2 separate regions of the Homo sapiens genome follow, and region 1 is linked to region 2. A link is an interaction called in ENCODE POLR2A ChIA-PET data of the cell type or tissue named here. Cell type or tissue: GM12878. All regions are shown on one strand. Each heading gives the region's core, and the rest is flanking DNA. Links, peaks and the distances in the headings are about the cores only. Region 1 has its middle 6.8 kb from the start of CANX. Region 2 has its middle 7.0 kb from the start of TBC1D9B.

Region 1 (11,808 bases), core at 4,299-8,298, 220 kb before region 2:
TGCGTAGCTGGGATTACAGGCACGCGCCACCACACCCAGCCAATTTCTGTATTTTTAGTAGAGATGAGGTTTCACCATGTTGGCCAGGCTGGTCTTGAACTCCTGACTTCAAGTGATCTGCCTGCCTCGGCCTCCCAAAGTGCTGGGATTACAGGTGTGAGCCACCAAGCCCGGCCATCTTTTTTTTTTTTTAGTGGTTCAAGTCTTTTTGCCTATTTTAAAAATTGGACTGTTTGTCTTAATGATTGCAGTTTTTCTTGTTGTTATTTTGAGACACGGTCTCACTGTTGCCCAGGCTGGAGTCTATTGGTGGTGTGATCATGGCTCACCACAGCCTTGACCTCCCCAGGCTCCGGTGATCCTCCCATGTAGCTGGGACTGCAGGGAGGCACCACTACACCCTGCTAACTTTTGTATTTTTTAGTGGAGATGGGCTTTTGCCATGTTGCAAAACTCCTGGGCTTGAACTCCTGGGCTCAAGCGTTGTGCCTGCCTCAGCCTCCCAAAGTACTGGGATTACAGGCGTGAGCTACCATGCCTGCTCAAATTGCAGTTTTTGTTTGTTTGTTTCTTTGAGACAGAGCTTTGCTCTTGTTGCCCAGGTTGGGGTGCAATGCACAGTCTCGGCCCACTGCAACTTCCGGCTCCAGGGTTCAAGCAATTCTCCTGCCTCAGCCTCCTGAGTAGCTGGGACTACAGGTGCCTGCCACCATGCCTGGCTAATTTTGTATTTTTAGTAGAGACAGGGTTTTGCCATATTGGTCAGGCTGGTCTTGAACTCCTGACCTCAGGTAATCCGTCTGCCTTGGCCTCCCAAAGGTCTGGGAATACAGGCATGAGCCACTGCACCCGGCCTGCAGTTTTTTTGTTTGTTTGTTTGTTTTTTGAGACATGCCACCATGCCCGGCTACCGCTCTGTCACCCAGGCTGGAGTGCAGTGGCATGATTTTGGCTCACTGCGACCTCCACCTCCCGGGTTCAGGCCATTCTCCTGCCCCAGCCTCCCAAATAGCTGGGACTACAGGCATGCGCCAACACGCCCGGCTAATTTTTTTGTATTTGCAGTAGAGACGGGGTTTCACCGTGTTAGTCAGGATGGTCTCGATCTCCTGGCCTCGTGATCCACCCGCCTCGGCCTCCCAAAGTGCTGGGATGACAGGCGTGAGCCACCGCGCCCGGCCTGTGCTCTGTGTTCTTGTGCTTGGTCTGTTTATCGTTGCACCAATACTGTTGATACCTAGTAATGTAAATCTTCCAATAATATTCTTTAAGATTGCTTTGGCTTTCTAGGTCCTTTGTATTTCCATATAAATTTTAGAATTTGATTGTCAGTGTTCACAAATAAACCCTCATGCTCACTGTTGAAAGCTTTCTCTTCTTGTCATGAAGACACTCAAGAGCTTAAATCAACCCCCAGAAGGTTGTCTGATGGACATGGAATCAGAGCCCAGGAATATTTTAACCAAGCCAGTGATTCATATTCATTCTTTCTCCCTCCACAGTATGTCTATGTTATTAAAGTCAATTTTCAGCCACGCACGGTGGCTCATGCCTGTAATCTCAGCAATTTGGGAGACTGAGGCAGGCAGATCACTTGAGGGCAGGAGTTTGAGATGAGCCTGGCCAACATGGTGAAACCCTGTCTCTACTAAAAATACAAAAAATTAGCTGGGTGTGGTGGCGCACACCTGTGGTCCCAGCTACTTGGGAGGCTGAAGCAGAAGAGTCACTTAAACCCAGGAGGTGGACGTTGCAGTGAGCCAAGATAGTGCCACTGCACTCCAGCTTGGGCAATGGTGCAAGACTCCCTCTCAAAAATAAATAAATAAAGTCAGTATTCTTTTTTTTTTTTTTTAAGATGGAGTGTCGCTCTGTTGCCAGGCTGGAGTGCAGTGGCACGATCTCGGCTCACTGCAACCTCCACCTCCTGGGTTCAAGCGATTCTCTTCCCTCAGCCTCCCGAGTAGCTGGGACTACAGGTTAGCGCCACCACACCCAGCTAATTTTTGTATTTTTAGAGACAGGGTTTCACCATGTTGGCCAGGATGGTCTTGATCTCTTGACCTCAGGATCCGCCTGGCTTAGCCTCCCAAAGTGCTGGGATTACGAGCGTGAGCGACGGTGCCTGGCCTAAGGTCAATTTTTTTTTTTTTTTTTTTTGAGACGGAGTCTCACTCTGTCGCCCAGGCTGGAGCGCAGTGGCACAATCTCGGTTCACTGCAAGCTCTGCCTCCCGGGTTCACGCCATTCTTCTGCCTTAGCCTGCCAACTAGCTGGGAATATAGGTGCCCACCACCACGCGCAGCTCATTTTTTGTATTTTTAGTAGAGACGGGGTCTCACCGTGTTAGCCAGGATGGTCTCGATCTCCTGACCTTGTGATCCACCTGCCTCAGCCTCCCAAAGTGCTGGGATAACAGGCGTGAGCCACTGCGCCCGGCCGCCTAAGGTCAATTTTCATTAGCAATCATGATATTTGGCCAGACATGATGGCTCATGCCTGTAATCCCAGCACTTTGGGAGGCTGAGGCAGGTGGATCTCTTGACCTCAGGAGATCGAAACTAGGCTGGCCAACATGGTGAAACCCCTACTAAAAATACGAAAATTAGCCAGAGTGCTCCAGGGGCTGAGGCAAAAGGATAACTTGAGGCCAGGAGTTTGATGGTGCAGTGAGCCATGATCGTACCACTGCACTCCAGCCTGGACAACAGAGTGAGACACTATCTCAAAAAAACAACAGAAAGAGGCCGGGTGTGGTGGCTCATGCCTGTAATCTCAGCACTTTGGGAGGCCAAGGCGGGTGGATCACTTGAGGTCAGGAGTTCAAGACCAGCCCAGCCAACATGGTGAAACCCCCTCCCTACTAAAAATAAAAATAAAAAATTAGCTGGGCATGGTGGTGTGCGCCTATAATCCCAGCTAATTGGGAAGCTGAGAATCGCTTAAACCCAGGAGGCAGAGGTTGCAGTGAGCAGAGATCGTGCCACAGCAGTCCAGTCTGGGTGACAGAGCTGTCTCAAAAACGACAGCAAGAACAACAATAACAAAAAACCAACGAAAACATACGTCAGACCGATCATAGATGACCACTAGGAATGGTACACAACTTCCCTTATTTCATGGCCTACCAAAAAGAGAAAGCTACAAAACCCAACAAGTTTTTTTTTTTTTTTTTTTTTTTTTGAGACAGAGTTTTGCTCTTGTTGCCCAGGTGGGAGTGTAATGGCGCAATCTTGGCTCACTGCAACTTCTGCTTCCTGGGTTCAAGCGATTCTCCTGTCTCAGCCTCCTGAGTAGCTGGGATTATAGGCGTCCGCCACAATGCTTGGCTAATTTTTTGGTATTTTTAATAGAGACAGGGTTTCACCGTGTTGGCCAGGCTGGTCTCAAACTCCTGACTTCAGCTGATCCGCCCGCCTCGGCCTCCCAAAGTGTTGGGATTACAGGCGTGAGCCACCACACCCGGCCTCTTTTTTTCTTCTTCTTCTTTTTTAAGTTCTTGCCTACTCCTGGAAGTCTTTATTTGATTATTTGAACAGGAAATGTTAGGAGAGATGATGGATAATTCCCACTTAAAATGGATGTTAACTCCTTTCACAAGAAGACCTTGATTTTGAGGACATTTAATGAAGACTTCAGAATTTAAAGATTCACAATTTAAAAAATGGCTCCTGGTTCCTTTGAGGATCCCCATCTCAATGTCACTGAAAAGATGAGGTTTGGAGCCCGTGAGGAAGGGAAGGGTGTGCTACCGGGTCCCAACAGGTCTGAATTGAAGGACATAAGGTTTATTCTGATGGCAGAAAGGAAAGGAGAAGAGCATCTGAAGATTTTTCAGAGTTTTCCACATCACCAGCATTTCTACCACACTGGCTGTGAATCACACTGGGTGTGAATGTCAGTGGGTCTCTTCTGGCAACCAAGAGGAATATTCCCCAAACCAAGGAAGCTAAATCTTGTTTTTCCCCATGGAAATTTCAGTCTGGCTTCTGTGATAGTCTGTTAGTGACATTTGCCCTTCCCTGAAACAACATGGTGTTCTCTGTGCTAATATAGTTTTAAAAAAGAAGTTGGCCAGGCGCAGTGGCTCACGCCTGTAATCCCAGCACTTTGGGAGGCCGAGGCGGGTGGATCACCTGAGGTCAGGAGTTCAAGACCAGCCTGGCCAACATGGTGAAACCCCGTCTGTACTTAAAATACAAAAATTAGCCAGGTGTGGTGGTACGCACCTGTAATCCCAGCTACTTGGGAGGCTGAGGCAGGAGAATCACTTGAACCTGGGAGGCGGAGGTTGCAGTGAGCCAAGATCGCGCCACTGCACTCCAGCCTGGGGGACAAGAGTGAGACTTCATCTCAAAAAAAAAAAAAAAAAAAAAAATCTGAAAAAAGGCTGGGCCCAGTGGCTCACGCCTGTAATCCCAGCACTTTGGGAGGCTCAGGCAGGTGGATCACGAGGTCAGGAGTTGGAGACCAGCCTGACTTACATGGTGGAAGCCGTCTCTACTAAAAATACAAAAATTAGCCGGGCGCGGTGGCATGCGCCTGTAATCCCAGCTACTTGGGAGGCTGAGACATGATAGTCACTTGAATCCAGGAGGCAGAGCTTGCAGTGAGCCGTGATCATGCCACTGCATTCCAGCCTGGGCGACAGAGTGAGACTCTCTCAAAAAAAAAAATAATAAGTAACATAAATGTTAATTTGACTTTTTGGTTTGTATTATAGGTAAAATTATAAACATGGTTTTATATTGATATGAGCTATAAATTTATAGTGGGTTTATGTTTATAGACATTGATATATTATTTTTTTACTTCATTTTTTTGAGACTGTGCTCACTCTGTTGCCCAGGCTGGAGTGCAGCAGCATGATCTTGGCTCATGGCAACTTCTGCCTCCCAGGTTCAAGCAATTCTCCTGCCTCAGCCTCCCGAGTAGCTGGGATTACAGGGCCTACCACCATGCCCAGCTAATTTTTGTATTTTTGGTAGAGATGGGGTTTCGCCTCGTTGGCCAGGCTGGTCTCGAACTCCTGGCCTCGAGTGATCCACCCACCTCAGCCTCCCAAAGTGCTGGGATTACAGGTGTGAGCCATCATGCCTGGCCTATATACATTTAAACAACACTGTGTGGCTGGTTAATATTTTGAAATGTTAGCCAGTGTATTGTTTTTTCAGGCAGACCAAGCTGAGTAAAAAAGTGAGTGGGCCGGGCACAGTGCTTCATGCCTGTAATCCCAGCATTTTGTGAGGTCAGGGTGGGAGGATCCCTTTAAGCCCAGGAGTTTGAGACCAGCTTGGGCAACACAGGGAGATCCCATCTCTGCAAAGAAAAAAAAGAAAAAAAAATGAGTCAAATTGCCTGATCATGAAAGGGAGAATGAAGCAGATGTCATTTGGCTCTGGAAGACAGGAAGAGCCACTACACTGCAATCCCAGCTCGGGATAGCATGAGGCGAGGCAGTACTCTCTTCCTCTCCTTGGGCTCTTTGACATCCCTATATACTTTCCTTGAGGTAGTTTCACTATATCTCTCTTCTTTATTATTTATTTTATTTAATTAATTTATTTATTTTTTGAGACGGAGTCTCGCTCTGTCGCCCAGGCTGGAGTGCAGTGGCACGAACTCAGCTCACTGCAAGCTCTGCCTCCCGGGTTCACGCCATTCTCCTGCCTCAGCCTCCCGAGTAGCTGGGACTACAGGCACCCGCCACCACGCCCGGCTAATTTTTTTTGTATTTTTTAGTAGAGACGGGATTTCACCATGTTAGCCAGGACAGTCTCGATCTCCTGACCTCATGATCCACCCACCTCAGCCTCCCAAAGTGCTGGGATAACAGGCGTGAGCCACCGTGCCCGGCCTATTTTTTTTTTTGAGACAAAGTCTCGCTCTGTTGCCCAGGCTGGAGTGCAGTGGTGCGATCTCGGCTCACTGCAACCTCCGCCTCCTGGGTTCAAGTGATTCTCCTGCCTCAGCCTCCCAAGTAGCTGGGACTACAGGTACGCACCACCATGCCCGGCTAATTTTTGTATTTTTAGTAGAGACAGGGTTTCACCATGTTGGCCAGGCTGGTCTTGAACTCCTGACCTCAAATGATCTGCCCATCTCGGTCTCCCAAAGTGCTGGGATTACAGGCATGAGCCGCTATGCCTGGCCATCTGTGTTCCTTATAACCAAAAAGAGCCCCCGGTTTAAAAGCTCTTAAAGGTCTGGGAGCAGTGGTTCACATCTGTAATCCCAGCACTTTCAGAGGCCAATGGAGGATGATCACTTGGAGCAGCCCCTGAGCAACAAAGAGCCCCTGTCTAATTATTTTATTTTTTAGAGACAGGGTCTTGCTCTGTTGCCCAGGCTAGTGGAGTGCAGTGGCATGATCATGGCTCACTGCAGCCTCAACCTCCTGGGCTGAATCTATCCACCTACCTCAGCCTCCTGAGTAGCTGGCACTCAGGCATATGCCACTAATTTTTTATTTTCTGTACAGATAGGGTTTTGCCATGTTGCCCAGGCTGGTCTCAAACTCCTGGGCTCAAGTGATCTGCCTGCCTCGGCCTCCCAAATTGCTGGCATTACTGGCAAGAGCCATCGCATGAGCACATAGTACATAATGATTCCTTACAAACCAGTATGAAAAAGACAAAACCTAGGCTGGGCGTGGTGGCTCACGCCTGTAATCCCAGCACTTTGGGAGGCCAAGGCGGGTGGATCACGAGGTCAGGAGTTCAAGACCAGCCTGGCCAAGAAGGTGAAACCCCATCTCTACTAAAAATACAAAAAATTAGCCGGGCACAGTGGCAGGCGCCTGTAGTCCCTGCTACTCAGGAGGCTGAGGAAGGAGAATCATGTGAACTCGGAGGGTGGTGGTTGCAGTGAGCCGAGATCATGCCACTGCACTCCAGCCTGGGCAACAAAGTGAAACTCCGTCTCAAAAAAAAAAAAAAAAAAGACAAACCCTATAGTGGAAAAATGGACAAACGACATGAATAGAGAATTCACAAAGGAAAAAAAATATATATGGTTAATGAACATGAAAAATGTTGGCCAGGTGCTGTGGTTCACACCTGTAATATCAGCACTTTGGAAGGCTGAGGCAGGGAGATCACTTGAGCCCAGGAGTTTGAGACCAGCCTGGGCAAGAAAGTGAGACTCTATCTCTACAAAAAATAAAAATTAGGCTGGGCACGGTGGCTCAGGCCTGTAATCCCAGCACTTTGGGAGGCCAAGGCAAGTGGATCACCTGAGCTTAGAAGTTTGAGACCAGCCTGGCCAACATGGCGAAACCCGATCTCTACTAAAAATAGAGAAATTAGCCGGGTGAGGTGGCACATGCCTGTAGTCCCAGCTACTCTGGAGGCTGAGGCAGGAGAATCGCTTAAACTGGGAGGTAGAGGTTGCAGTGAGCCGAGATTGTACACTGTACTCTAGCCTGGGCAACAGTGAGAATCTGTCTCAAAAAAATAAAATAAAAATAAAAACTAGCCACGCATGGTGGTGCATGCCTATAGTCTTAGCCACTTGGGAGGCTGAGGCAAGAGGATCCCTTGAGCCCAGAAGTTTGAGGCTGCAGTGAGCCATGATTGTGCCACTGTACTCTAGCCTGGCCGGTAACTTGTCTTAAAAAAAAAAAAAGTTTAATTTCACTGTAATAAAATAAACTTCAATTAACATAGTTACATATCTTTTTCTTTGTCCATCATTTTGACAATGCCAGATTAGCATGAGTATAGAGAAACTTTAGAGAAATGACCATTACCAGCCTAACTATTAAGAAAGTAATGGGCCGGGCGTGGTGGCTTATGCCTGTAATCCCAGCTACTCAGGAGGCTGAGGCAGGAGAAGCGCTGGAACCCGGGAGGCCGAGGTTGCTGTGAGCTGAGATCCTGCCATTGCACTCCAGCCTGGGCAACAAGAGAGAAACTCCGTCTCAAAAAAAAAAAAAAAAAAAAAAAAAGGAATGAGAGCGAACAATACAGCCAGGATGGCTAAAGGTGACCCCAAGAAACCAAAGGGCAAGATGTCTGCTTATGTCTTCTTTGTGCAGACATGCAGAGAAGAATGTAAAAAGAAAAACCCTGTCAATTTTGCAGAATTTTCCAAGAAGTGCTCTGAAAGGTGGAAGACAATGTCCGGGAAAGAGAAGTCTAAATTTGATGAAATGGCAAAGACGGATAAAGTGCACTGTGATCGGGAAATGAAGGGACCAGCTAAGGGAGGCAAGAAGAAGAAGGATCCTAGTGCCCCCAAAAGGCCACCATCTGGATTCTTCCTGTTCTCTTCGGAAATCCGCCCCAAGATCAAATCCACAAACCCTGGCATCTCTATTGGAGATGTGGCAAAAAAGCTGGGTGAGATGTGGAATAACTTAAATGACAGTGAAAAGCAGCCTTACATCACTAAGACGGCAAAGCTGAAGGAGAAGTACGAGAAGGATGTTGCTGATTCTAAGTCGAAAGGGAAGTTTGATGGCTCAAAGCGTCCTGCTAAAGTTGCCTGGAAAAAGGTGGAAGAGGAAGATGAAGACGAGGAGGAGATGAGGAGGAGGATGAATAAACAAAGTGTTTATCTGTCAAAAAAAAAAAAGTAAATGGATAAAAATGTGAGTGCTCCCTCTCTCTGTGTGCCCACTTTCTCCTTCAAGCAAAAGGTAGGCATGAGCAAGGATGAGGGTGGCTTTGAGGGAAGGATGGAGAGACAAGCTATGAGAAGAAGCTGGATACGAAGGATAAATGGATCAACAATTTTGTTTACTCTTTTAAACATACTGCCTATTTTGAAAAAAGTACAAAAGCTAAAGCTAAAATTTATTCCTTTTTTAAGTTTTTATTTCTTTCATTTATTTATTTATTTTTGAGACGGAATCTTGCTCTGTCTCCCAGGCTGGAGTGCAGTGGCGCGATCTCAGCTCACTGCAAGCTCCGCCTCCCGGGTTCACGCCATTCTCCTGCCCCAGCCTCCCCAGCAGCTGGGACTACAGGCACCCGCCCCACACCCGGCTAATTTTTTTGTGTGTGTGGTTTTTTTTAGTAGAGACGGGGTTTCACCGTGTTAGCCAGGATGGTCTCGATCTCTTGACCTCGTGATCCACCCGCCTCGGCTTCCCAAAGTGCTAGGATTACAGGCGTGAGTTTGAGGCGGAGTTTCACTCTTGTTGCCCAGGCTGGAGTGCAATGGCGCAATCTCAGCTCACCGCATCCTCTGCTTCCTGGGTTCAAGCGATTCTCTTGCCTCAGCCTCCCGAGTAGCTGGGATTACAGGCATTAGCCACCATGCCCGGCTAATTTTGTATTTTTAGTAGAGACAGGGCTTCTCCATGTTGGTCAGGTTGGTCTCGAACTCCTGACCTCAGGTGATCCACCCGCCTTGGCCTCCCAAAGTGCTGGGATTACAGGCGTGAGCCACTGTGCCTGGCCTATTTTTATTTATTTATTTATTTTTATTTTTATTTTTTTTGAGACGGAGTCTCGTTTTGTCGCCCAGGCTGGAGTGCTGTGGCGCAATCTCCGCTCACTGCAAGCTCCGCCTTCCGGGTTCACACCATTCTCCTGCCTCAGCCTCCCGAGTAGCTGGGACTACAGGCGCCCGCCACTGCGCCCGGCTAATTTTTTGTATTTTTAGTAGAGATGGGGTTTCACCGTGGTCTCGATCTCCTGACCTCATGATCCACCCGCCTCGGCCTCCCAAAGTGCTGGGATTACAGGCGTGAGCCACTGTGCCTGGCCTATTTTTATTTTTTTAGACAGGGTGTTACTCTGGTACAGTGGCCCAATCTTGGCTCACTGCAGCCTTGACCTCTTGGCCTTAGACAATCCTCCCACCTCGGCCTCCTGAGTAGCTGAGACTACAGGCTCAAGCCACTATGCCAAGCTAATTTTTGTATATTTTGTAGAGATGGGGTCTTGTCATGTTGCCCAGGCTGGTCTTGAATCCTGGGTTCAAGTGATCCACCCACCTTCGCCTCCCAAAGTGCTGAATTAGAGGCATGAGCTACCTCACCCGGCCTGATTCTTTGTTGAAAAAATCATATGCATGTTTAAAGAAAGTGTCATTTCTTTTTTTTTTTTTTTTTTTTTTTTTGGAGACAGAGTCTGGCTCTGTCACCCAAGCTAGAGTGCAGTGGCACAATCTTGGCTCACTGCAACCTCTGCCTCCCGGGTTCAAGCGATTGTCCTGCCTCAGCCACCCGAGTATCTGGGACTATAGGTGTGCACCAGTATGCCCGGCTAATTTTTGTATTTTTAGTAGAGATAGGGTTTCACCATGTTGGCCATACTGGTCTTGAACTCCTGACCTCAGGTAATCCGCCCGCCTCAGCCTCCCAAAGTGCTGGCATTACAGGCGTGAGCCACTGTGCCTGGCCAAGAAAGTATTTCTGCTTCTAGAGTTTCAGGCCCCCTCTCCAGCATTAACCTTTCCTAGCAGTTTCTCGTGTTTCTTTCTAGTAAGCTTGTTTGGCCAAGCTTACATGTATGAGAATACATCTCCCTTTTCAGTATGAAAGGAAACACACCTTTCTCTGTGCTTTTTCACATGACACTAAATCTTGACTGTTGCTCCATGTCAGAATGTAAACAGGCTGTAAACCTCTTGTTACTGCACTTCCTTTTATTGGTTTTCACAGATGCTGTGTTTTTACAAATTGAATGTGGCAACCCTGCATCAAGTAAGTCTATAAGCACCATTTTTCCAACAGCACGTACTCACTTCTGGTCTCTGTCACATTTTGGGAATTCGTATAATATGTTTTCATTATTATATCTGTCATGGTGATCCAGGTTGATGTTACTATTGTAATTGCTTTGGACTGCACAAACGATGCCCATGTAAAACATCTGTTTGTTTTTATTATTTATTTATTTAGAGACGGGTTCTCACTCTGTTGCCCAGGCTGGATGAAATGCAGTGGCCTGATCTTAGCTCACTGCAGCCTCCTCAATCAGGAGTCAAGGATACTCCTGCCTCAGTCTTCCTAGTATCTGGGTCTACGGGTGTGCACCATGCCAGGCTAATTTTTTTATTTTTATGTTTGTAGAGACAGGGGTCTCACTATGTTGCCCAGGCTAGTCTTGAACTCCTGGCCTCAAATGATCCACCTGCATCAGCTTCCCAAAGTGCTCAGATCACAGGGAGAGCCACCTCGCCCAGCCAATTCTGACCTCTTTGCCAGTCCATTCTGGATGGAAGCAGTCCCTCCCCTTCAGAATCCCATTGAATTCTCCATAGTACCACAGTCTTTTGGCACTTACCTTTGCAGGAGTAGCTCTTTTGCTCACAAATGTACTTCCTGTAACTACATTTTAAGCTCATTATTTGGATCATGTAGCATCCAGAATTTTATTCTGCTTTGAATAGCTGCTTCCCCAGGTAGACAGGAAACCAAAATTCTCCTACACAAATTTTGGGGCTGAAGTTGGGGCGCCGTGGCTCACGCCTGTAATCCCAGCACTGTGGGAGGCAGAGGCAGGTCGATCACCTGAGGTCAGCCTGGCCAACATGGTGAAACCTGTCTCTACTAAAATACAAAAATTAGCCGGGCGTGGTGGCGGGCGCCTGTAATCCCAGCTACTCGGGAGGCTGAGGGAGAATCGCTTGAACCCGGGAGGCGGAGGTTGTAGTGAGCTAAGATCGCACCACTAGACTCCAGCCTGAGCGACAGAGCAAGACTTCGTCTCAAAAAAATAAAAATAAAAAAAATTTGGGGGTTGAGGGTTGGATGATACTAACTCATGCAAACACCAAACCCTGCCTTTCTTCCCCTTCCCGGTGGCAAGAGGGCTTTTCAGATCAGTGATACATTCGCTGATTCTAGTGTTT
Region 2 (10,212 bases), core at 2,795-6,794:
TTTGCCCTGGCAACCATCAATCTATTTTGTCTCTATACATTTTTCCCATTCTAGCCATTTCTTCATATAAATGGAACCTTACAATATGTGGTCTTTTGTGTCTGTCTTCTTTCACTTCCCATCATGTGTTCGAGGTTCACCCACGTTGTAGCACGTATTGATGCTTCATTCCTCCTTATGGCTGAATAGTACCCCACGGTATGGATGCACCGCATTTTATTCATTTGGATGGACATTTGGATTGTTTACCCCTCGTCTATTATAAATAATGCTGCCATGAACATGTGTACAAGTCTTTGTGTGAATATGTGTTTTTAATTCTCTTGGGCATATATTGAGGAGTGGTATTGTTGGGTCATGTGGTACAGCTATGTTTAACTTTTTAAGCAGTGACCACACTGCGCTCCAAAGCAGCTGTAGCATTCCACATGCCCACCAGCTGGGTGTAAGAGTTCTAGGCAGGGCGCGGCGGCTCACGCCTGTAACCCCAGCACTTTGGGAGGCCGAGGTGGGCAGATCACAAGGTTAGGAGATCAAGACCATCCTGGCTAACACGGTGAAACCCCGTCTCTACTAAAAATACAAAAATTAGCCGGACGTGGTGGCATATGCTTGTCCCAGCTACTCGGGAGGCTGAGGCAGGAGAATTGCTTGAACCCGGGAGGTGGAGGTTGCAGTGAGCCGAGATCACGCCACTGCAACTTCAGCCTGGGCAGCAGAGTGAGACTCCGTCTCAAAAAAAAAAAAAAAAAAAAGAGTTCTAGTTTTTCCATATCTTGTCAACACTTGTTATTGTCTTTCTTTTTTTTTGATGCTCATTTCTAGAGGGTGGGAAATGGTATCTCGCTGTGGTTTGGATTTCCATTTCCCTGATGACTGATGATGGGCTTTTGGGTTATTTGTATATTTTATCTGGAGAAATGTCTATTTGGAGAAATGTCCTTTGCCCATTTAAAAAATTTTTTTATTTTTTTATTTTTGAGACGGAGTCTCACTCTGTCGCCCAGGCTGGAGTGCAGTGGCATGATCCTGGCTCACTGCAGCCTCTGCCTCCCAAGTTCAAGCGATTCTCCTGCCTCAGCCTCCCAAGTAGCTGGGAGTACAGGTGCGTGCCACCATGCCTGGCTAATTTTAGTATTTTTAGTAGAGAGGAGGTTTCACCATGTTAGCCAGGATGGTCTCGAAATCCTGACCTCAAGTGATCTGCCCGCCTCGGCCTCCCAAAGTGCTGGGATTACAGGCGTGAGCCACTGCACCCGGCCTCTGGCTCCAGTGCTTTTCCACACGTGTCAGACACGTGCTGCCTTTGCCCCCAGCATTCACTTCTCCCGTCTGTGCAGTGTCGTTTGTTTTTCTGCAGTGGGAACCGTGCCTTAGAACGCTCAGCTCTTGTCTGTCAGGTGAAGACACATGGACTCCTGGGCTGTGAAGGTGGAGCCCATGCCAGCTGAGGCCATCGGTGCATTCTATCTGTGATCACAGGGGCTGGCTGGTGATGGCCATGTGCCTCCAACCAAGTCAGTTGGGCCAGGGAAATACCGTCCTGACCTGGGCCACCTCCTGGGGACTGGCTCTTGTGTTGATGGAGCTACTGCCACCCTGAGCCTGGGGATGGGGTTCCCAATGAGGAGCAAAGTTGGCATGTGTCTTGGTGTCAGCATTTGAGGGTGAAATCACACCAAGCCTGACATAGGCACCCCTGGGCATTTTGGCTTTTGGGAGCCATGACATTCCCCTTTTGTGTTAGCCAGTTTTGGCTGGGTTTTCTGTCATTTGTAACCAAGAGAGTCCTCAGTGATACACGTCACCACCAACAATACTCCATGTGGTCAAATCAGCTTTTTCAATAGGTTTTTATTGAAATGGTTATATTAGCAAATTCTGCACATACGGGTGTACACTGTTGGCATATAGGTATATACCATACAATTTCACTACTTGATTATACTTACACCAACCATGCAGACCAAGGAGCTGTGCTGCCCAGAACATTTCAAAGGGTTGATGAGATCTGATTGTCAAGAACCAGCTCACACTCTACTTGTAGGTGTTTGTGTTCCAGACAAGAAAACTCCCCCGACAGGGAGGCCCGAAACTGAGCTAATCGTCAGTTTTGCTTCTTGAATATTGACTGTTCTTTCTGGCACAAGCTATCCAATGAATTAAATTAAAATTTTAATTAAAATTCAAGTGCATAGTTTCCTTTTCATCCCTCAAGGTGGAAGATAAATCATTTGCCACATTTAGGTATATCCCAAGCCTCCCCACCCCCACATTACCTGTGCTATAGTTAGAAAAATAGTTTTGTACGCCATCTTCTGAGATGTTGTGCATAGTGAGCAGGAACCTAGAGTACGGTGGGCTCTTTCAATGACCCAAATATGAAAGGGGCAACTTTAATATTTTATGAGTATAAAAGCTACGGAGGGTCCAAAACAACTGTGACATATGTGGCCTAGGGCTTGCACCAGCTCCTCCTCCTGTACAGGAACAGGATGCTTCCATCAGGTGAGAATGTTCTCCATACCTCAAATCTCATTTCCTAGCTTGGAGCCTTTTCCTGTTTTTGTAATCACACGGGACAAGTTTTCTTTTTAGACAGAGTTATTGCCTCTCTGCAGCAGATCTGGTCCCAAGCCCCAGTCAGGAGATCCCCTCCTGCAGCTGGCTCAGCAAGCCAGGCCCAGGCTGTCTGGAGAACGCCTGGAGACAGCACCCTCTCTGCTTCTCTCCAGGATGGCATGTGTCATCTCAGGCTGGGCACTCAGCAGAGGTGCCAGGACCTGGACCTGGGCCACACCTACTGGCCCAGTCCACAGAGCACAGCCAGCAATCCGCAGCCTTTCTGCTGAAGGAGCGCTTACTCGCCTGAAGGAAGAGAAATGGCCAGGACGGTATATTCTACCTAACCACCTCACCCCACCGTTTCTTTACAAACATCTTGGTTCAGTACCTCCCAGTCATTGGAGAAGTCCTTTAATATCACATAGTGTAAATATACTTGCACTTAATTGGAGATAAAGGCTGTTCCAAAAGCAAATTTGAATTCACTCTGTGTTGGGTTGAATTTGTAAACCACAGCTCAGAACCAGTCTGTGACGCTCCGCAGATGTCGGTGGCTATAGAGAGAGGTGGCTAGGGAAGGCGATGATCCGCGGATGGGTGGGGAACTGAGGAGGCCAAGTCAGCTTTGCCAGGCCACCATGTGCCGCCAGGAGCTGGGCAGCCTGAGGAGAGCAAAGATGGGCCGGGAGCCTCCACCTCAACTGACAGGAGACTGCTCACCACATGCCCTCCGAGTTCCCACAGGAGAATGCACGTGCGCTGGGCAAGGTGCCACCCTCGGCTCGGGACGGCAGCCTTGGCGTCTGGCTACGGGCGCCGCTTTCACAGGGGTGGCTGGGCCGCCTAGAGCTTTTGTGGTACAGAGAGGAGGGGCCAACAGGAGGAACTCCACAGCCCAGGCGGAGGTCTGAGCAGGCCAGCAGCACCGAATCCTTCTGAAAGCTTGAAACTCAAGTTGCAGGACGTTCAAAGGTGCTTTTTTTTTTTTCTTTTCCATAAAGGATCTTCCTTCTTCCCCAAGTTAGAGTGAAGAAAACAGGAAAAAAATACCTTCAGCTTAGGGTGGAAAAGGAAGGAAAACCCAAGATGAGTGCAGGTGACGACCGGGCGGCCCCCACAGGGTCTCTGCAGGACCACAGGAGCCAAGACTCAGGCATAAGAGCATCACCCTTTCAGCAGCCAAGGCGGGTGGCACCTTCCCCTCCATGGTCACTGGAGGCTGTGGGGCCATAGCTGCAGAGAACGCAGGCGGCGGGAGACCCTCTCAGCCTCTCTTCTTCCAAGCTCAGTTTCTTGAGATCTTCCAGGATACCCACAAAAAAGAGGGTGAACCTTTAACAATGCCCCAGAGGAGCTTCGTGGCTACAGGGGGCCTCCTGACCCCCAACCCAGCCCTCTCAGCCAGGCCTCAGGAGGCTAGTGTGACCTCAAAACTCAGAGCCCCCGTGAGACACAGGGCCAGCCAGTCCCATGCCTTGCAAAGGGGAACGTTCCTCCCAGGTGTGGATTTGGGGGCTCACGCTTTGCTTTCCCTGTAGTTGCCTCGGACAGTAAGGAAAGGAATTCCAAGGAGCAGACATAGGCACCTTGTCCCCACCTGCCTTCTTCCGGTGTTTTTTTCTGATGCTACAATACTTCAAACACACAGGGCTTCTCCCAGTCCTTCTGCAAGGCTCTTAACCATAGCCCAGGGAGCTGTGTGAATATTACAATCAACAGCCTTTCCTAATGGGCTGAAAGGAGGGTGTGTCGAAGCTTTGGAATGCTTTACCAACAAGGCCAAAATACAAGACAAAACTCCACGCCCCTCATATGTAACAACTGCCCTAACCAGACCTGGGAGGGGAAGGTGCCTATTTTAAGCTGTGGGTATCGCCCTGCGATGAGTCCTTACTCATCTTCCCACACTCCCTGACAGTGTGAGCCAATGTTGACTTTAGTCACATTAAACTCTGCTTCCGGGTGACACTGAACACACGAGAGGAAGTGAGAGCTAGTTGGACAGCCTTTCTTGAAGAAGGAAATCATACTCAATTGCTTTTCTAAATCCATTGCCTTCAGTAGCTCCTTCTGTCCACACTTTAAATGTCAGTGTCCCCAGGGCTTTATCCCAAGCCCCATCCTCATGTCACTGGGTGGTCCCAGCCCCACTCTGGCTTCCACCTCCATCTGAACTCAGGGACACCTCTCCTGGCCAGCTCCCCTTGGGAGATTCTGCCTCCAGCGCATGGGAGGGTATGCATGCCTGTGGGGGTGTTTTGGGGGAGGGAGGAGGAAGGAGGAGATTTGGGTGACATAGATATTGTGATTACATGGAGATACTTCAGCAGGACAAGATGGTATGTCCACTTAAAAACACAGCTTCTGACCGGGCGTGGTGGCTCATACCTGTAATCCCAGCACTTTGAGACACTAAGGCGGGAGGGTCACTGGAGCCCAGGAGTTTGAGGCTAGCCTGGGCAACATGGAGAAGCTCTGTCTCTAAAAAAAATTTTTAAAAATTACCTGGGTGTAGTGGCATGCGTGTGTAGTCCCAGTTACTCGGGAGGCAGAGGTGGGAGGATTGCTTTAGCGCTGGAAGTTGAGGCTGCAGTGAGCCAAGATTACACCACTGCACTCCAGTCTGGGCAACAGAGTGAGACCCTGTCTCTAAATAAAATTAAAAAACAGGCTGGTGCGGCTCACACCTGTAATTCCAGCACTTGGGAGGACGAGGCAGGTGGATCATTTGAGGTCAGGAGTTTGAGACCAGCCTGGCCAACGTGGTGAAACCTCGTTTCTACTAAAAATACAAAAAATTAGCTGGGCGTGGTGGCATGCATCTGTAAATCCAGCTACTCGGGAGGCTGAGGCAGGAGAATCACTTGATCCTGGGAGGCGGAGCTTGCAGTGAGCCGAGACGGCGCTACTGCACTCCAGTCTGGGCGACAGAGTGACACCCTGTCTCGAAATAAAACAAACAAACAAACAAAAAACCCACAGCTTCGCAGGCATTCTGATGCAGGGGTCTGCAGCCTGGCCACCTTACCCCCACTGCACCTCCACCTGGGCACCAGGTTCGCACCTCCATGCCTCTCCTTCCAGAGCCCCTGCCAGCCCAGACCCAAAGTATCCCCACAGGACTCTCCCTGGGTCCCATCAACACCCGCCCAGGAACCAGGCCTGGAAGCCCAGGCTTCTGCTTCTATCTCCCTCTTCTTCCACTTGGCGTCAGAGCCTGGTGTGGGGTCTGTGAATGCTTCCCCTTTGCCTTGGCCCCTCAGGCGGGACTGGCATCCCAGGCTGGTGCCGTGCCTAGCCTCCCTGACCCCCAGTGCGGTTCCTTTTCTTTCCAAACAGAGACAGGAGTCTGGTCTCCCTGGCAAGCCTTCCCTGCCCAGGAAGTGCTGCCCTCGCCTCCTGGCCACTGTCCCCGCCTTGTCTTGACTGTTCCCTTGGGCCTCTCTATGGCTGCAATGCCTCTCCTCCACCTGTGCCCTGGAAGTCCCTCCTCATCCAGATTCACCCTCTTATCATTCGCTCTCACACCCCAGTTGCTTGATAACGTGCCCATGAACAGCCAACATCTTAATGGTCACAGATTCACCCCAACTTCAAGCATGTGTTTGGCACAGAGTGAGAGCTTAATAAAAGTTTGCTGGCGATATTAACTGTAGAATCCCACTTCTCTAAAATCAGTGTTTTTGTTTCATGACATTTATGAGCAGCAACCACTTGTCAAGGAGCCACACTGTCACTTGCCAGTGGTTAATGTCAACCACCGACATTAACGTCACCTCGTTTTCCTATAGCAGAGCCAATGCCTCAATAATAAAGGTTAACGGCGAGAGAACACTTTGAGTTTTCTTCAGTTAAAACTAGCTTCAGCCGGGCGTGCGTGGCATGAGCCTGTGGTCCCAGCTACTGGGGAGGCTGAGGCGAGGTCAAGGCTGCAGCGAGCCATGACTGTGCCACTGCACTCCTGCCTGGGTGACAGAGCGAGATCCTGCCTCTAAAAAAATAAAAATATAAAATACCAATTTGATTTAGCGTGTAGCTCGAACGGATTGGATGTGAGGGTAATAAAAACATGAGAAGAGCTTATAAAGCCAATAGAAAATGTCAAGCTTGTAAAATTCAGTAATCTCGTTTTTAAAAATACTTTTCCAAATATCATCAGACTCACTGGCAGCTGGGGCTGTTGCCGCATCAGGGAAGCCGGCAGGTGCCAGACCTCAGTGCTCAAGGCAGTGCCTCGTGAATGTGCCTCGCAGCCAGGCCTGAGGACCACCAGGGGAGCTGGGGCCTCTCTGCAAAAGCAAGGCTCATCAGGGTTGTGAGGAGTTTTTAGCTGGGGGCAGAGCTTGTCTTCCCAAGAGGAGGGCAGAGGCAGGCAGCCCTGGGCAGACATGCTTACCACCATCAGTGGCTGCCAAGCTCTGCCTCCTGCGCTGGAAGCCCTGGCTATCTGGCCTTCCCTCCCCTCCCTCTGGATTAACAGGAAAGAGGGGTTACTCCTCCCTTAGGATGTTAAAAGTCACCAAAGCTTGGCCAGGCGTGGTGGCTCATGCCTGTAATCCCAGCACTTTGGGAGGCCAAGGCAGGCGGATCACGAGGTCAGGAGATCGAGACCAGCCTGGCTAACACAGTAAAACCCCATCTCTACTAAAAATACAAAAAATTAGCTGGGCGTCGTGGCAGGTGCCTGTAGTCCCAGCTGCTCGGGAGGCTGAGGCAGGAGGATGGTGTGAACCCGGGAGGCGGAAGTTGCAGTGAGCCAAGATCGCGCCACTGCACTCCAGCCTGGGTGACAGAGCAAGACTCCGTCTCAAAAAAAAAAAAAATCACCAAAGCGGAAGCATTTGCATTTCAATAGTCACAACCAACTCCCAGAGGATGCTGATGGCTGCCCTGGCCCTAGACTTGCTGATCCTGCCACACAGGCCCATGGTCTCCTCACCCGGGCACAGGCCCAGCTCACAGCAGTCCACTGGAGGCAGGGGGGTGGATGTGTGGTGTAAATAGCTGACTCCTCAGCCTCTTCCTTACTTCAAACAGTTCCCCCCTCAACAATGACTGAGGTTATCATACATTTCCTAATAACCGCTGCTGGTGGCAAGACTTGCAACCACGGAGGCACTCACTCTCTGCACCCCATCACACCTGCAGCAGGCGGAACACTGCTCCCCAAGCGCCTCAGGGAAGCGCTGCCCATGTGGCGACGTGTGTCTTCACAATGCTCACCGGACAAGCAGCCCCGGCCACTTCCTGCCAGGGTCCCGACTTAGCAGGGATTTCCCCCAGCATAGCAGCTAGTAAAGAGGCTGTTATTTGGGATTAAAAAAAAAATGCCATTCTTGGCTGGGCATGGTGGCTCACAACTGGAATCCCGGAACTTTGGGAGGCCGAGGTGGGGGTGGATTGCTTGAGCCCAGGAATTCAAGACCAGCCTGGGCAACATGGCAAAGTCCCATATCTCTACAGAAAATCCAAAAATTAGCTGGGTGTGGTGGCACGTGCCTGTGGTGCCAGCTACTCGGTGGGCTGAGGTGGGAGGATCACTTGAGCCCAGGAGGTGGAGGCTGCAGTGAGCCAAGGTTGCGCCACTGCCCTTCAGCCTGGGTGACAGAGTGAGACTGTCTCAAAACAAAAATAAAAATAAAAACCTGAAACCAAAAACCAAATCATCCTCTCTGTTCCTGAAGAGCATGGCCTTAATGAGAAGTTAGTGTCCCTCCTGACAAAGACAGGCCATTCTGTAGCTGAGCCAGAGAGTGACCCCAATTTTCCAGAAAAGGGTGTCAAGCCAGGATCCACAGCACTGTTCTGAGTACGCTCCCCTGCAAGCAATGCCTCCTTGTTATTCTACCGTGAATGTGTGCCCCAGATTTCCCAGAAATTCAAATGTTATATTAATAGACAGATTCTAGGGGCCTGAAATTTGTACTTCTTCTCACGTAATTTCATACCTTTTCAGTAAAGAAACTGTCTTGAGTGGAATTTAACGTATACACATTGGTAAGACCTCAAATCAGGAGAAAATGCTACATCAGGATCTGCGTTTTGGTTTGGGAAAACAAGGAGGTGGTATAGACAACACGGCAATGATCCGAACTGAGCTCTCCTACCTTTCAGGTGGGTCAAACACATACAAATGCAGACGCGTGTCTGGAACCTCCAGCAAATGGGCTCCAGCTTCCTGCAGACTCACCCTCTCTCTGAGAGCCCAATGGGGAAACCTGCTTTTCTGAACGATGCTATATTGAAGCTGCTCATTGAAAATATTTTTATAGTACGAAGACTATCATAAAGAAAAACAAAACAAAAAAACCCCCAAAGCCCTTGGTAAAAGGTAAAACACAAAAGCTGCTAAGACCTTTAAAATCTGCACCATTCTAGCCTCAAATGAGCGAAAACGAAATGCCGCTGCCCGCTCTCTGACAATGCTCCTGAAGCCTGTCCCCATCCGGGGCTCTGCAGGTTTCCTTCAGGCACACCTGTGTCTGAGGCGTTATTGACGCGTTAGGAGAAAAGACACTTTAGGAGAAGCTGCACGTGGAAAAATGGCAAGTGTTCACTTCAAACGTATATTCCACAGTCAGTGAGAACAGGGCAGGGGATTCACGCATCTGCTTCGTTTGCTGTCGGATCTGACCCTGGGCATGTGGAGACTGGGGTTCCTGTTCTCACAGCAAGGGTCTGTGCGCCTCACGCCCCCACAAAGCTCATGCCAATGAGAGGCAGACTCAACTCAGGTGTGTCCTTTTGCAAAGAGGGTGTGCAGATTAGTTTTATAAATTTGCCCATAGTGGTTCTGTACTGGGATTAGCAGTAAGATGCAATTTTCTCATCATGTTAATTCGATGTCATCCCAGGTGTGTGGGAAGATCCCACATGTCCCTGATGCCTGGGATGCTGGCCACTGCACCCTGTCCTGTAAGCCTGTCGGCCGGTGCTCATGTGCCTTCTTCATGCTGTGCTGGGGCTGCTGGAGGGGACTGGGCTGCACAGTGGACAGTGAAGATGGGTGCTTATCTGGTATCTGCAGCGAGAAGGGGGTTTGGTCTTCCCAATGAGACATTCCAGATCATTCTGTCTTTCACAACTGCTGGCCATCCCCCTGAAATCACTGTGCCCAGAGACACTGCTGGGCTGGGCTCCCAGGTGCCACCTCCCTATACACACACTCCCTATACTGACGGGTGGCCGAGTAGACGTGTTCACAGGCTGCAGGGACGGAGGGGCCTTCAGTGTTTTCGTGCTGACTTAAACACTTGTCACTTTACGTCATGCTCAACACGGAGGCTGGAAAACAGCGACGCAGACGGCTGCCTGGCCCCGCACACAGACCCGGCCCCACGGCCTGGGTCTCCCACGGCCCTGCCCTGGCAGGAAGTGGGTGGTCAGAGTCTCAGAGGAGATACAAAGGCAAGGCCTTCTCTCAACCCCCTTTAGAAGGGGCCCTTCAGCAGGAAGTAGAATAAGCGAGAGGGGAACATCCAGAGCCAGGTCAGGGAGCAGCACCTGTACTCCACGCGGGTAGGAAGCTTCTCCCACAGGGCAGTATGCATCGTAAGCAGGGACCACAAAAGGATGTTAAAAACCCCAGCTTCCCTGGTGCAGAACAGCATGTGATTGTTCAGAGATGCGTCTGCAATGCAACATTAA

What was found. Peaks named below come from ENCODE experiments on the same cell type or tissue, not always from the same donor. Only the 100,000 strongest peaks of a DNase experiment are listed, where the experiment ranks them.
Region 1: POLR2A ChIA-PET joins it to region 2 with 9 read pairs; 2 of 35 experiments call an interaction of 5 or more read pairs at or near these places.

What each region holds. Positions count from the first base shown.
Region 1 is chr5:179,686,222-179,698,029 of GRCh38, forward strand. It overlaps a transcript of CANX not described here and the pseudogene HMGB3P22. Among named protein-coding and RNA genes, the nearest start is that of CANX, 6.8 kb to the right of the region's middle. In GM12878, for the core only: no CTCF peak of the experiment used is centred there; no DNase peak of the experiment used is centred there.
Region 2 is chr5:179,909,817-179,920,028 of GRCh38, forward strand. It overlaps a transcript of RNF130 not described here. Among named protein-coding and RNA genes, the nearest start is that of TBC1D9B, 7.0 kb to the left of the region's middle. RefSeq lists an enhancer at 7,259-8,176. In GM12878, for the core only: no CTCF peak of the experiment used is centred there; a DNase peak (open chromatin) is centred at 4,504.